Linked DNA regions of Homo sapiens: region 1 is linked to region 2. The links are chromatin loops, found by intact Hi-C in ENCODE. Cell type or tissue: sigmoid colon. All regions are shown on one strand. Links, peaks and the distances in the headings refer to the core of each region. The heading gives the core; the rest is flanking DNA.

The links. Hi-C counts contacts between places; a loop is a spot of excess contacts. Peaks named below come from ENCODE experiments on the same cell type or tissue, not always from the same donor. Only the 100,000 strongest peaks of a DNase experiment are listed, where the experiment ranks them.
Region 1: a loop joins it to region 2, with 4 times the contacts of the local background. A loop is called at or near these places in 2 of 110 quality-filtered maps.

What each region holds. Positions count from the first base shown.
Region 1 is chr10:70,224,236-70,229,586 of GRCh38, forward strand. All of the region lies in intron 2 of PPA1 (inorganic pyrophosphatase 1), which reads right to left. Among named protein-coding and RNA genes, the nearest start is that of PPA1, 6.5 kb to the right of the region's middle. In sigmoid colon, for the core only: no CTCF peak of the experiment used is centred there; no DNase peak of the experiment used is centred there; H3K27ac peaks cover 1,436 bases.
Region 2 is chr10:70,454,136-70,460,621 of GRCh38, forward strand. It overlaps a transcript of PALD1 not described here. Among named protein-coding and RNA genes, the nearest start is that of NODAL, 16 kb to the left of the region's middle. RefSeq lists enhancers at 1,063-1,589, 1,590-2,115 and a silencer at 1,178-1,472. In sigmoid colon, for the core only: no CTCF peak of the experiment used is centred there; DNase peaks (open chromatin) are centred at 4,346, 5,142 and 5,466; H3K4me3 peaks cover 1,319 bases.

The DNA.
Region 1 (5,351 bases), core at 352-5,351, 230 kb before region 2:
CCTGTCTCTACAAAAAAAAAAAAAAAAAAAAGTCTATTTCCCTTCCCAGATTTACAATCATTTTATCAAGTAGTCAAGATGTTACAACAAAACATTAAAGATGTCCAGATTCTAAGGAAACTGGAAACTCAACAACTCTACATTATGTCACTCCATTAATCAAAAATATTTAAAATAAAAATGTTTCAGGAATAGAAGAAATATCTCCTATATCTTGGTTAGGTGTGTAACTTCACTAATTAAACAGGAATATTAATCACAGTAGTATGGTGAGGCCCCGTCTCATCTCCAAACTGGTTAGGGTCTTATGGACCAAGTCAGTAGTCTGACAAGTTGTTTACTAATAAATAGGCTACGGCCATTTGGTAGGCTGTTATTACTAATGCAGTTAAGTACATATATAGGGAACATGCTCTTAATTTAATTACAGCACGTCTTTAAATCCTAGCAGTTAAGTTCAATGTGTCTTTATTGAGACTTATTTCTTATTTATTTATTTTATTTTATTTTTTGAGACAGAGTTTCGCTCTTGTTACCCAGGCTGGAGCACAATGGTGCAATCTCGGCTCACTGCAACCTCCGTCTCCCGGGTTCAAGCAATTCTCCTGCCTCAGCCTCCCGAGTAGCTGGGATTACAGGCATGCACCACCATGCCCAGCTAATTTTTGTATTTTTAGTAGAGACAGGGTTTCTCCATGTTGGTCAGGCTGGTCTCGAGCTCCCGACCTCAGGTGATCCGCCCACCTTGGCCCCCCAAAGTGTTGGGATTACAGGCATGAGCCACCGCGCCCAGCATTGAGATTTATTTCTAACCCTGGATTTGGTAAATTCGATGAACTATACTACAGAATTATACCAAGTGGCTGACATTAGCATTTTCAAGTTGACTCATTGTGTGTTTCTCTAGATAACTTCAGAAATCTAGTAAATACCAGGCTTAGAAAGAAACACAAAAATCACCCTGTGGTCCCACCACTCTTATTTATTTATTTATTTATTTAGAGACAGAGTCTCACCTGTCACCCAGGCTGAAGTGCAGTGGCATGATCTCAGCTCACTGCAACCTCCGTCTCCGGGGCTCAAGTGATCCTCCTACCTCTGCCTCCTGGACCACAGGCACCTGCCACCACACCCAGCTAATTTTTTTTTTTCTATTTTTGGTAAAGACCGGGTTTCACCATGTTGCTGAGGCTGGTCATGAACTCCTGAGCTCAAGCAATTCGTCCACCTAGGCTGCCCAGAGTGCTAGAATTACGGGCATAAGCCACGGCACCCAGCCCACCCCCCATTTTTTAATCTTTATTGTTTTGCAATAAAATTTGGAGAAAAAACAGTAGAGGTAGAGAGAATTTTCTTCTAAATTTATCTAGAGCATAAACATAAAGCAAGAAACTAATCCAAACCAAGCTTTAACTTTTTTTTTTTTTTTGGAACTTATAGACTAGTTTTGGAGTATAAAATCCCTATCAGAAGAGCTCACGTAGTTAAAAGAAAATGTTCCATCCCCATAAAGATGCTTTCGAAAAGGTATACCAGATTTCACCATTTCCAAGAATACTTTATCTTATTCACTGCTCACCAAATGACAATGGCTCTTAATTCTAAGTTTTGGCTGTAAAGTTGGTTATATGATTCTAGAAGGATATACTCTAAGTTGTTAAAAGTATATGGATACCTGAAGTATTTCATCGAAAGTGACAGAAGTCTATTTGAGAAGCTATCAGAAAGAAATACGATGACCGAAGTTCACACTGTTGTGCCCCTTATTCACTTAGAATTGTGACTTAGCAAAGAAAGACATGACTTACACCAACCCAAAAAACATTTGTTCAACAAATTGTGTTAAGATTCCAAGGGAGATCATTAACTTATTAAAGTAAAGAAATTAAAACACATACACACAAAACTTTTAGTAATACTCATTTGTTTTCCAGTTACATAGATTTTCTACTCATTGCAGCTCAAACAAATGCCTGTATTTGCTACTACACACTACCATATGTACCTGTGTAGAGCAATAACTTAATTTGTCATGTCATAATTAAGAATAAGCTGCTGGCTGGGTGTGGGAGCGCACACCTGTAATCCCAGCACTTTGGGAGCTGAGGTGGGTGGACTGTTTGAGCTCAGGAGTTCGAGACCAGCGAAAGCCTGTCTCTACCAATACAAAAAAATTAGCCAGGTACGGTGGTGTGTGCCTGTAGTCCCAGCTACTCAGGAGACTGAGGTGGGAGGATTGCTCGAGCCCAGGAGATGGAGCCTGCAGTGAGCCAAGATCACAGCACTGCATGGGTGACAGAGTGAGACCCTGTCTTAAAAAAAAAAAGAAAAAGAAAGAAAAAGCTGCTATTTTTGCTATTTTTTCTTTTCAGATAAGCTTTATGATGACTAAATTTTGAAAACAGATATTCTAAGCATAATCTGTTTATTTTCCTGTCTTTACAAAATCAAGCAAAAGGGTCTGCATTTCCAGTTGTCAAACTTTTCTGTTTTGCAATGACTAATAATTTTGAGCGTGGAAACTTCCCCAAGAAAAATGCATTTATGCCAAATTGCAGATAATATTCTGTTAAGTTTCTGAAGCATCAATCTATTTGATTAGAGGCTTGACTTTCTTTCAGAAGGGGAAAAAAGAAACACATATTCCATATTTATATATGCTTCTATACGCTCCCAACAATCACCTGAAAAAAATAGAACCCTACATTGTCAGAACTAGAATTTAACATGAAAGTTTAAGATATGGAATAGAAAAATATCTGATTTCTAAAACTAAAAAATCAGGTCATGATATTTGAGCACTTTAAGATTTAGAGAAAGCTTTTATCTACCCAGTGTTTCATACTGTTTATACCATGTTTTGGAAAATTTCTGGTATCTCAGAAGTTTTATGTTAGAAGATACTCTGAGCTATAGGTGCTTTTATATTTGATCCTAAAATTGACCCAGAGCAAAGGACATCCCTACAATTTAAAAATATCCAGTGAGCCCTTGCCTTTACCTTCTCTACCCACTGGATTCGGAAATAATCAAAGCAGGGTACGCGAGTCACAAGATTTTCCAGAACTGGCTGGACTGATTACCTAATGGCATATGCCAAACTGAATATCCACATTAAAAGGTCCTGATATGGGTTGGACACAGTGGCTCACGCCTGCAACCCCAGCACTTCTGGAGGCTGAGGTGGGCAGATCGCTTGAAACCAGGAGTTCGAGACCAGCCTGGGCAACATAGGGAAACCCTGTCTCTACAAAAAAATAGAAAAATTAGCTGGGCGTGGTGGTGTATGCCTGTGGTTCCAGCTATTCAGGAGGCTGGAGCAGGAGGATCACTTGTGCCTGAGAGGTTGAAGCTGCAGTAAGCCAAGATCATGCCACTGCACACCAGCCTGAGTGACAAAGTGAAACCCTATCTCAAAAAAAAAAAAAAAAAAAAAAAAAGTCTGATATGGATATGAGCCCTTGGGCATTTTTCCTTAGTCTGATATCAATATGAGCCCTTGGACATTTTTCCTTAGTGGAGCTGACTGAGCTGTGTTAAAGGTACATGCTCACTAGATCATGACATTCCCTCATTATAATCCCTCGGATGACTGACCATATTAGGAATAAAGTCCAAGGCCAAGCCCGTGAGAATGTATTCATGTAAACTTAATCACAATAGATTTTTTATACAAAAGAAAGAAAATCACACTCTAATGAATCAAGTTAATCAGATTTTTTTTTTAAGGCTATAATCCAAAATGATGTCTACCACACCTTTATTTGTGTTTTAAACAAGTAACTTCCTTTAAAACAAAACAAAAGAATTCCTTCCAGCCTCTCAGGCAGGAAGGCTTCTGCCCAAGGTCCACTGAGGTCTAGACTACTGGTAAAATCCAGAGTCATAAGAACTTGTGCTTTTGAGCTGGGACAGGGCGTGCCAAGGGCAGAGTCTTCCTTTGAGTAATCCACTTTATAGACACAACCAGTCCCTTATAAGGCTTCAGTGTCTGAGAGTAATCTAAGTGAACACACTTAACAGGACACCAAAATGTAGCCTGTTTCCTATTTTGGAGTAACCTGAAGCAGCAATAAGAGTAGGTACCAAAACATCTATGATCATTCTGGTCCTTGGTAGGAATACAGTCACTTAGAACACTGGGAAAATAGCTCTATGTCAAGAAAATGTTTTCCTACCTGTAGCATACCTGTATGCCAGGGTATTATCAATAAACTTAGGGTCATCATTTTATACCTCTTCATTGCTCAAAATGGTCTGAGATGCTACAGTATGATATACATGCTATTATACAACAAGCAGATAATTCAAGCCAACCCAATGGGGCCAATTGAAGAGGGAAGGATTCTGCAGTTTATATCAACTCCCAGGAAATCAGATGTAACAAATTCGAGTTTCTGAATAAATACCACTCTGACACTCCCACAGGAAAAACACATGCCAATTAGAAGTCCCTCCTGTATTTGTGGCACATAATTGGCCTAGGGCTGTTTGCTCCATTGCCTCTAATTGGAGTCTTACCCAGGAAGGCTCCTGGGAAGCAATGTAAAAATTGGAATTTCAGGCAGTACAGAACTGCAGCAAACTTCCTGGTAGAAGTGCAATGAATGTGTCTATTTCTATCTAATAGTCAGGCCCAGAAAAACAGTAAGACAGCACACACAAGAACAAAATTACTATTATTCTAGACGTGCACTGCAAAGTGATGTTCGTGTTGTATATTGACATCTAGCTAAAGAAAGTCAATAACCTATGTAACTCTTACAACTCAAAAACCTTTGTACTCAATGTGAATCAAACTTCCTTACTGAAGGAAAAAAACTGAAAGGTAGAAAAAGAATAAGATATTTGTCCTTGTGTTAAGTTGCTAAATACAGTACAAACTGCTTCCATTGGAAAGGAGAGTAAGAAAAGATGTGTTTTTTAAAATGACTGTTTAAAGTTGTTCTTATAACACATGTTCTTTGTAAAAAGATTAGACAATATAAAAAGACAAAAATGAAAATAAAACCAAGAGTCACTGGCAGTCCCACGAATCATAACTATTTTGATATATATTTTATTGTTATTTATTTTCCTAAGACAGGTTCTTGCTATGTTGCCCAGTCTGGTCTCAAACTCCTGGACTCAAGTGATCCTCCCAGCACAGCCTCCCAAGTGGGATTACAATTGCCCCACACTCAGCTATTCTGGTGTATACAGTTGTAGACTTCTTTTTCCCCTAGAAAAGTAAAGACTTTTACAATTTGTGGTAAGCCTACCAATCTGTATTAAAGTTAGGTTTCTTCTCACTGGTGTATACAGGAACAGCTATGTCCTTTTAGAAGTCTGTGTGCCTACCTGTATTAACT
Region 2 (6,486 bases), core at 1,487-6,486:
TCCTGACCTCAGGTGATCTGCCCGCCTTGGCCTCCCAAAGTGCTGGGATTACAGGCATGAGCCACTGTGCCTGGCCTATTCATTTTCTTAATTGTGGTGATGGTTATATATATCTCAAAGCTTATCAAAATGCACACTTTAAATATTTGCAATTGTAGCCTAGTCAACATGGTGAAACCCCGTCTCTGCAAAAAATATAAAAATTAGTCTGGCGTGGTGGTGCGTGCCTGTAGTCCCAGCAACTCCAGGGGCTGAGGCAGGAGGATAGCTTGAGCCTAGGAGGTAGAGGTTGCAGTGAGCTGAGATCATGTCACTGCATTCCAGCCTGGGTGACAGAGTGAGACCCTGCCTCAAAAAAAAAAAAAAAAAGAAAATATTCGCAGTTGTGTGTATTTTACTAAAGCTGTAAAAATGAAATTAAATGTAATGAACTTTAGAACTATAAAACTTGGCTAGGCACAGTGGCTCATGCCTGTAATCCCAGCACTTTGAGAGGGTGAAGCAGGAGAGTTGCTTGAGCCCAGGACTTCGAGACCAGCCTGGGCAACATGGTGACACAGCGTCTCCACAAAAACTACAAAAATTAGCCAAGTGTGGAGGGAAGCACCTGTAGTTTCAGCTACTCAGGAGGCTGAAGTGGGAGGATAGCTTGGGCCCAAGAGATTAAGGCTACAATGAGCCATGATCGTGCCATTGCACTCCAGCCTGGGTGACAGAGTGAGACTCTGTCTCAAAAAAATTATATATGTCTATATATATCTTATTTGAAATTCATAAAACTAATGTGTAAAAAATTTAAATAAACTTTGATGTTCTTTGTAAGTTTGTAGCATTTATACTTCTGAAATAGAAGTATACTTAATAGAACGTACTTCTATTAGAGCTTAAAAGTGCTTTAAAACTTTTAAGGATATCAGTCTTGTAGGTCTATAGCCTCAGGGGCCCTGGGGTGGGACCCGGGAATCCTTGCTCTTTCAAAGAGTAAGGTGGGAAACAGCATAATCTCTTCTCTCTCTCCGTCTCTCTCTCTGTCTTTCTCTCTCCCTCTCTTTAGCTCTCTGGCTTTTCACAAACCCATGAGATAGGTATTTCTAAAGATGAGGGATCGGAGGCTCAGAGAGGCTCGGTGACTTGCCTCAGGTCACACAGCTCATTAACAACGGTGCTGGGATTGGAGTGCAGGCAGTCTGACTCCAAAGCCCACACAGGCAGGGGCTGGGGGCACTTACATCATCTCAAACTCCCCAGTCCCTGTTCCTTGTTGGCCACTGACCGCAGAGCTCTCAAGAGCCCCAGGCTGGTGCATTCCCCACTAACATCAAAGGGCCCCAGGCTTCAAAGGCAGGTGAGGAAGATGCACATACCCCATACCTGGCTGGGTATGCAGGGAAGCCTGGGAGAGCTAATACGATTAAGCAGAGACCCAGTGGGGCCGGAAGTAGCTTCCCTGAGTAGATCATTCACTGGAAGTGGCTTGCATACATTCTCACCCACCAACCACCCTCAGAGTCTTTCATTCTAGGGCTACTAGCAAAACCTCTGGACACTTGGGAATTAGGACAGCAGTGGGGGCTGTGCCAATTGAGTGTCCATCCCATAGATGGACAAACTTGTTTGAAGCCAATTGTTACCAAATTTGTGCCAGGCATGGTGCTGAGTGCTTCAGACTTGTCTCATTTTTATTCTGAAATTAGGTACAGGGTAACTATGTTAAATGCATGACTCCAAGGAGCTCCTTTGATGTTGCATTCTGTAGGTATAATTATTCCCATTTTACTGATGAGAAAATGAAGGCTTGGAATACCTGCCCAAGGTCAAGTTGGTACTAAGTGGCTAGAATTGGTACCCAGGACTATTTTGATTCTAAACTCCATTCCCTGCCTTGGCCATCAGGAGGGACAAACAGCTAAGACACCAGCATGTTCTCCTGGCCCTTTCCGTTTACTCTGGGTGTCAGGAGTGTCAGGGGTGGCAGGAGCGATCTGTGCCTGTTTGCCCACAGATCACCCCACATATCTTTAGGGAATGGGAAATGGGCAATCTAAAGCTGAGATCATCTCCTCATGATTCGAGATGTTACAAAACTACAAGGCCTCCCCGACCTTCTCCCATTGCTCCCGTGTTCATGCCCCCATCCCCCAATCATTCTCCCACCAACCTGCGCTGCAAACACTCCCTGACCAAGGCTGCTGTTTCAGAGCCAGAAAGCGCTGGGGTTATGAGGAGTGAGGGAGGCTCCAAGCGCAGGGCCACTTCCCCCCAGCTCCTGTCTTGGCCACACCAGCCTCCCTCCCAGGGGAGCTTCCAGCCCAACCTTCCCAGCCTATTCTTGCCTACTCCTGCCCTCCCACCCCACCCCTCAGCTCCGTTTTTCTGTCCTCTCTGTCCCTGTCCGACCTTTCCTTCCCCACTGGAAGATCTAAGGTCACATACCCTTTCTCTGCCTGTACCTGCCTCAGGTCCTGAGCTGCCCCATCAGGGATGGTGGGGTCAGTAACAAAAATTTGGAGGGACCCACCCTGCTGGGAAAATCGTCCTTGATGGGAAAGTGCAGCCAAGGAAACTCCCTGAGGGCAGAGGTGGGGGAGCAGGAGGGTTGTTTAAATTAGTACCAGTTAGGCTGGGGTATGGGGGGCAGCACACCTAGGTCCTGCTCCCAGCTCAACCCTGACCAGCACATGACCTTATTGAGCCTCAGTTTCCACATCTAGGATGATTCCTAGCCCTGTCGCCGCACTTGACTGTCCTATGCTTGGTGGAGCTCTGAGGCCAGCGGGTGGAAGTGTCTCCTAACATTCAGGGCCTGTACAGTTTCTTCTCCCTCTCCTCTACCCACTCTTTGATGAAATGCAGCCAATTCCCACACACCCCCCTGCCCCCCTCCCCTGCCTGCTTAGTTCTTATGTATTGTGCTATTGTGCTTTTTTTGTTTTTTTTTTTTGTTTTCAGATGGAGTTTCACTCTTGTTGCCCAGGCTGGAGTGCAATGACGCGGTCTCGGCTCACTGCAAACTCCACTTCCTGAGTTCAACCGATTCTCCTGCCTCAGCCCCCCAAGTAGCTGGGATTACAGGCGCCTGCCACCACACCGGCTAATTTTTGTATTTTTAGTAGAGACAGGGTTTCACCATGTTGGCCAGGCTGGTCTGGTCTTGAACTCCTGATCTCAGGTGATTCACCCGCCTCGGCCTCCCAAAGTGCTGGGATTACAGGCGTGAGCCACCGTGCCCATCCCGTATTGTGCTTTTTAAACACAAAATGAATGCCTATTCGCTGTAGAAAATTTGCAGACTATATAACGGTATATACAGGAAGAGAAAAATCCCCTGTAACCCCATGATCTAGATATAACCATGGTTAATATTTTGGGGGTACATTCTTCCTGTCCCCTGCACTTAGGTATTTATGTGCACATGCATTTATGTGCACTTAGAAGATTCACACAATGTGAACTGTTCTGTAAACTACTTCTTTTATGAAACCAGAACATCTTTCCGGGCCATAAAGCATCCTCTCCACTACCATTTAAAAATAAACGTTGGCTGGGTGTGGTGGCTCATGTCTGTAATCTCAGCACTTTGGGAGGCCAAGGCAGGCAGATTGTTTGAGCCCAGGAGTTCGAGACCAGCCTGGCCAACATGGTGAAACCTCGTCTCTACTGACAATACAATAATTAGCCGAATGTGGTGGCAGACACCTGTAATCCCAGCTACTCAGAAGACTGAGGCAGGAGAATCGCTTGAACCCGGGAGGCGGAGGTTGCAGTGAGCCGAGTTCTCGCTACTGCTCTCCAGCGTGGGCGACAGAGGGAGACTCCGCCTAAAAAAAAAAAAGTTGCTTAATTCTTTAGGCTTCCTCCTCCAGGAAGCCAGCCTGGAGGATTTCTCCAGCCCAGTCAGCCTCTCTCAGGGTCCTTACACCGTGTTCCCTGTTATCCACCTTCTCTTAGACTGTGAGCTTCCAGGGGACAGAAGCCCCCTCTGGACCCTTTCACTCAGTGCCCGGTGTACGTAATAGATGCTTAATAAATGAGGCTGGAAAGGGTACTTTTCTTGATTGCTGTCAGCAGGAGGAGGCTGAGGCAGAGGAAAAGAGCACTGGACTTGGAGTCGGCGTGCCTGCCTGCCTGCCTCTAGCTTCGCAATCTTGTTTGCAGCGAAGGGGCATAGTGGTCTGTGCGGCGCGGTGCCCAGTCCCGCCCGCCCCGCCGCGCCTGGCCGGGCGCCTGGCACAGCCCAGGCGCTCAGCGGAGGCCCCAGGCATGGCAGGACCTACGGAGCCCGGTGAGGTGAGCGCGCCAGGCCGGCCGGCTGGGCTGGAGGCAGAGGCCCAGGCGCCCGCCCTCGTGGGAAAGCGCGCGGAGGGCGACCCGGGTGAGTCAGCCGAAGAGCAGACGGGCTGCGGAGCAAGAAGACCGAGGCTGGAGGCGGCAGTGAGTGTTCCCGCCGGGCGGGTGGCGTTGTCGCCGCCAAGGGGGACCCGCCCCTCTCCCCTGTTCCCCGCACTGCCGGTCCCGCCGCCGGGGCCGGGACAAGAGCCTAGTGAGACAGAGACGCTCCGGCGCGAGCTCCTGCCCAGGCCCTGTGGTCGGGCGGGGTGGGGGTTACCCAGGGCTCTGCCCTCAGCGGGATGTGTCCCCTCCCATCTGTCCCGTCCCCTCGCTGGGCTTCTGTCCAGTGGCCTCATTCTGTTGCTGCTGGTGGGAAGGGTGGGATGTGCCTGCTTGGTAAATTGTGGGGCGCCACCAAACGCGGGGGGCCCCCATTTGGTGCCAGGCGAGGCCTGGTGCGTGGGCAGGAGAGTCAGGATGGGCCCCGCACACCATCACCGCCTTACCGCGGTGCTGCACTGCTAAACCAAGGGATTACTGCTGTTCCTGGGCTCAGGGAGAGAGCGGCTCCCCCACCTTTATCCCCCGCCATCCGCCCACCCACTGCTTCACCCTTCCCCCATCCCACCCCACCCCACTCCAAGCCCCAGGGAGCCCGGTTTATAAGAGCCACTGCCACCGTTTGTCCATCGCTCACTGGGACGCTGCTTTGTGATAAACATTTTGCACAGTTACCTCAGTTAGCCCTCCCGCTGGCACTATACTGACGGCTCCCTTTTCAGATGAGGAACCGGGGCTCGGAGAGGTGAAGTCACTTCTTCAAGGTCACTGCAGTCAGAGGCGGAGCTGCCCTGAGGCTAATTGAAGCTTAAGTTTCAGACCCTTGCAAGGCCCGGACCTAATTTTTGCATTTGTATTTTTGTGTTCTTTTCCTTTAAAAGCCCCCTCCCGCGACAGTAGGAGGGTCAAGCCCCTTCAAAATGGATCTCTCTGACCGTGCCTGGTCTGTCTGCTGTCCTCTGTGGCACTGCCTCGGATGGGTGGGGATGGGGGGGTTGCTGGGGCTGGGCAGTGCCAACCTGGCATGGAGGGAAGGACGTCCAGATTTGGTCAAGGGGCCCACATGACCTTTGCATGAGTCTTGGCAGACTCCAAACAGCCTGCTGTGCGCGGAGCCAGCTTAGGCAGAGCCCCCGCCTTGTGACGTTGGGATCTTCTCTGGGACTCAGCTGTCCTCATCTGAGTTAGGGGTGGTTATTATGGGGTAACTGCAGACACAAGGTGAAAGTGGAAGGAACAGAGGCTGGAAAGCTCGGAGCCCTGCCTGTCCTCCGTTCCCCCACGTACTCCCCCTCAGCCACCCCATAGGTGAACGCCACTCTGCCCTGTGCCCTCATCTTCACAGCCAGCCCTCTCCCCTCCAGCTGCCGCACCTTCTCCACAGCAGTTGTCCGTGGTGCCTACACTCCCCGCTTCACGGTCACCCTTCACCCGGTTCCATTGTGTGCCTCCTGCCTCCACCCACCATGGCGTCTGCCCTGGCTTGGGTTGTATAGGAGAGACTCCGTGTTACCAAATTGGCTCCAGCCCTGCCTGGCCGCACAGCAGCCTTTGACACGATTGAAATGCTCCCCACCTCTTAGCTTTCGTGCGGCTAAGCTTCCCTTCCGCCGTCTGGGCCCCTGCTCAGTCCTCTTTGTCTTCTGAGCCTCTTCCCCCTGCCCCAGGCCTCCCCTCCCCTCGAAGCCCGCCCTCCAAGGCTGTGCTTCGACTTCTCTTCTCCCCTGCGGTTACTTGCCTCTCCTGGAGGGTCTCACCCATCCTGGGGCTTAAAAGCCACCAATGCCCATGGTGCCCGGCCTTTGTCTACCCCAGACCAGTCCTCAGAACTCTGGACCCCTGCACCCACCGGCCTACCGTGCGTCTCCCGTGGGCTCCCTCACAGTCATCTCCGGCTCCATTCATCAAGACTGAACTCCTCTGCGCCTTCTCCAGCGTTCTGTCTGCAGCCAAGCCCCTGATTCCTGATTCCTTCCTCCCTCAACACCACAACATCCAACCTCATACCAGCCATGTGGATCCCACTTCCAAAATGGCTCTCTAGAATCCACCTGCTCCTCCCCATCTCTTCTGTCACCACCTGGTCCCAGCCACCAT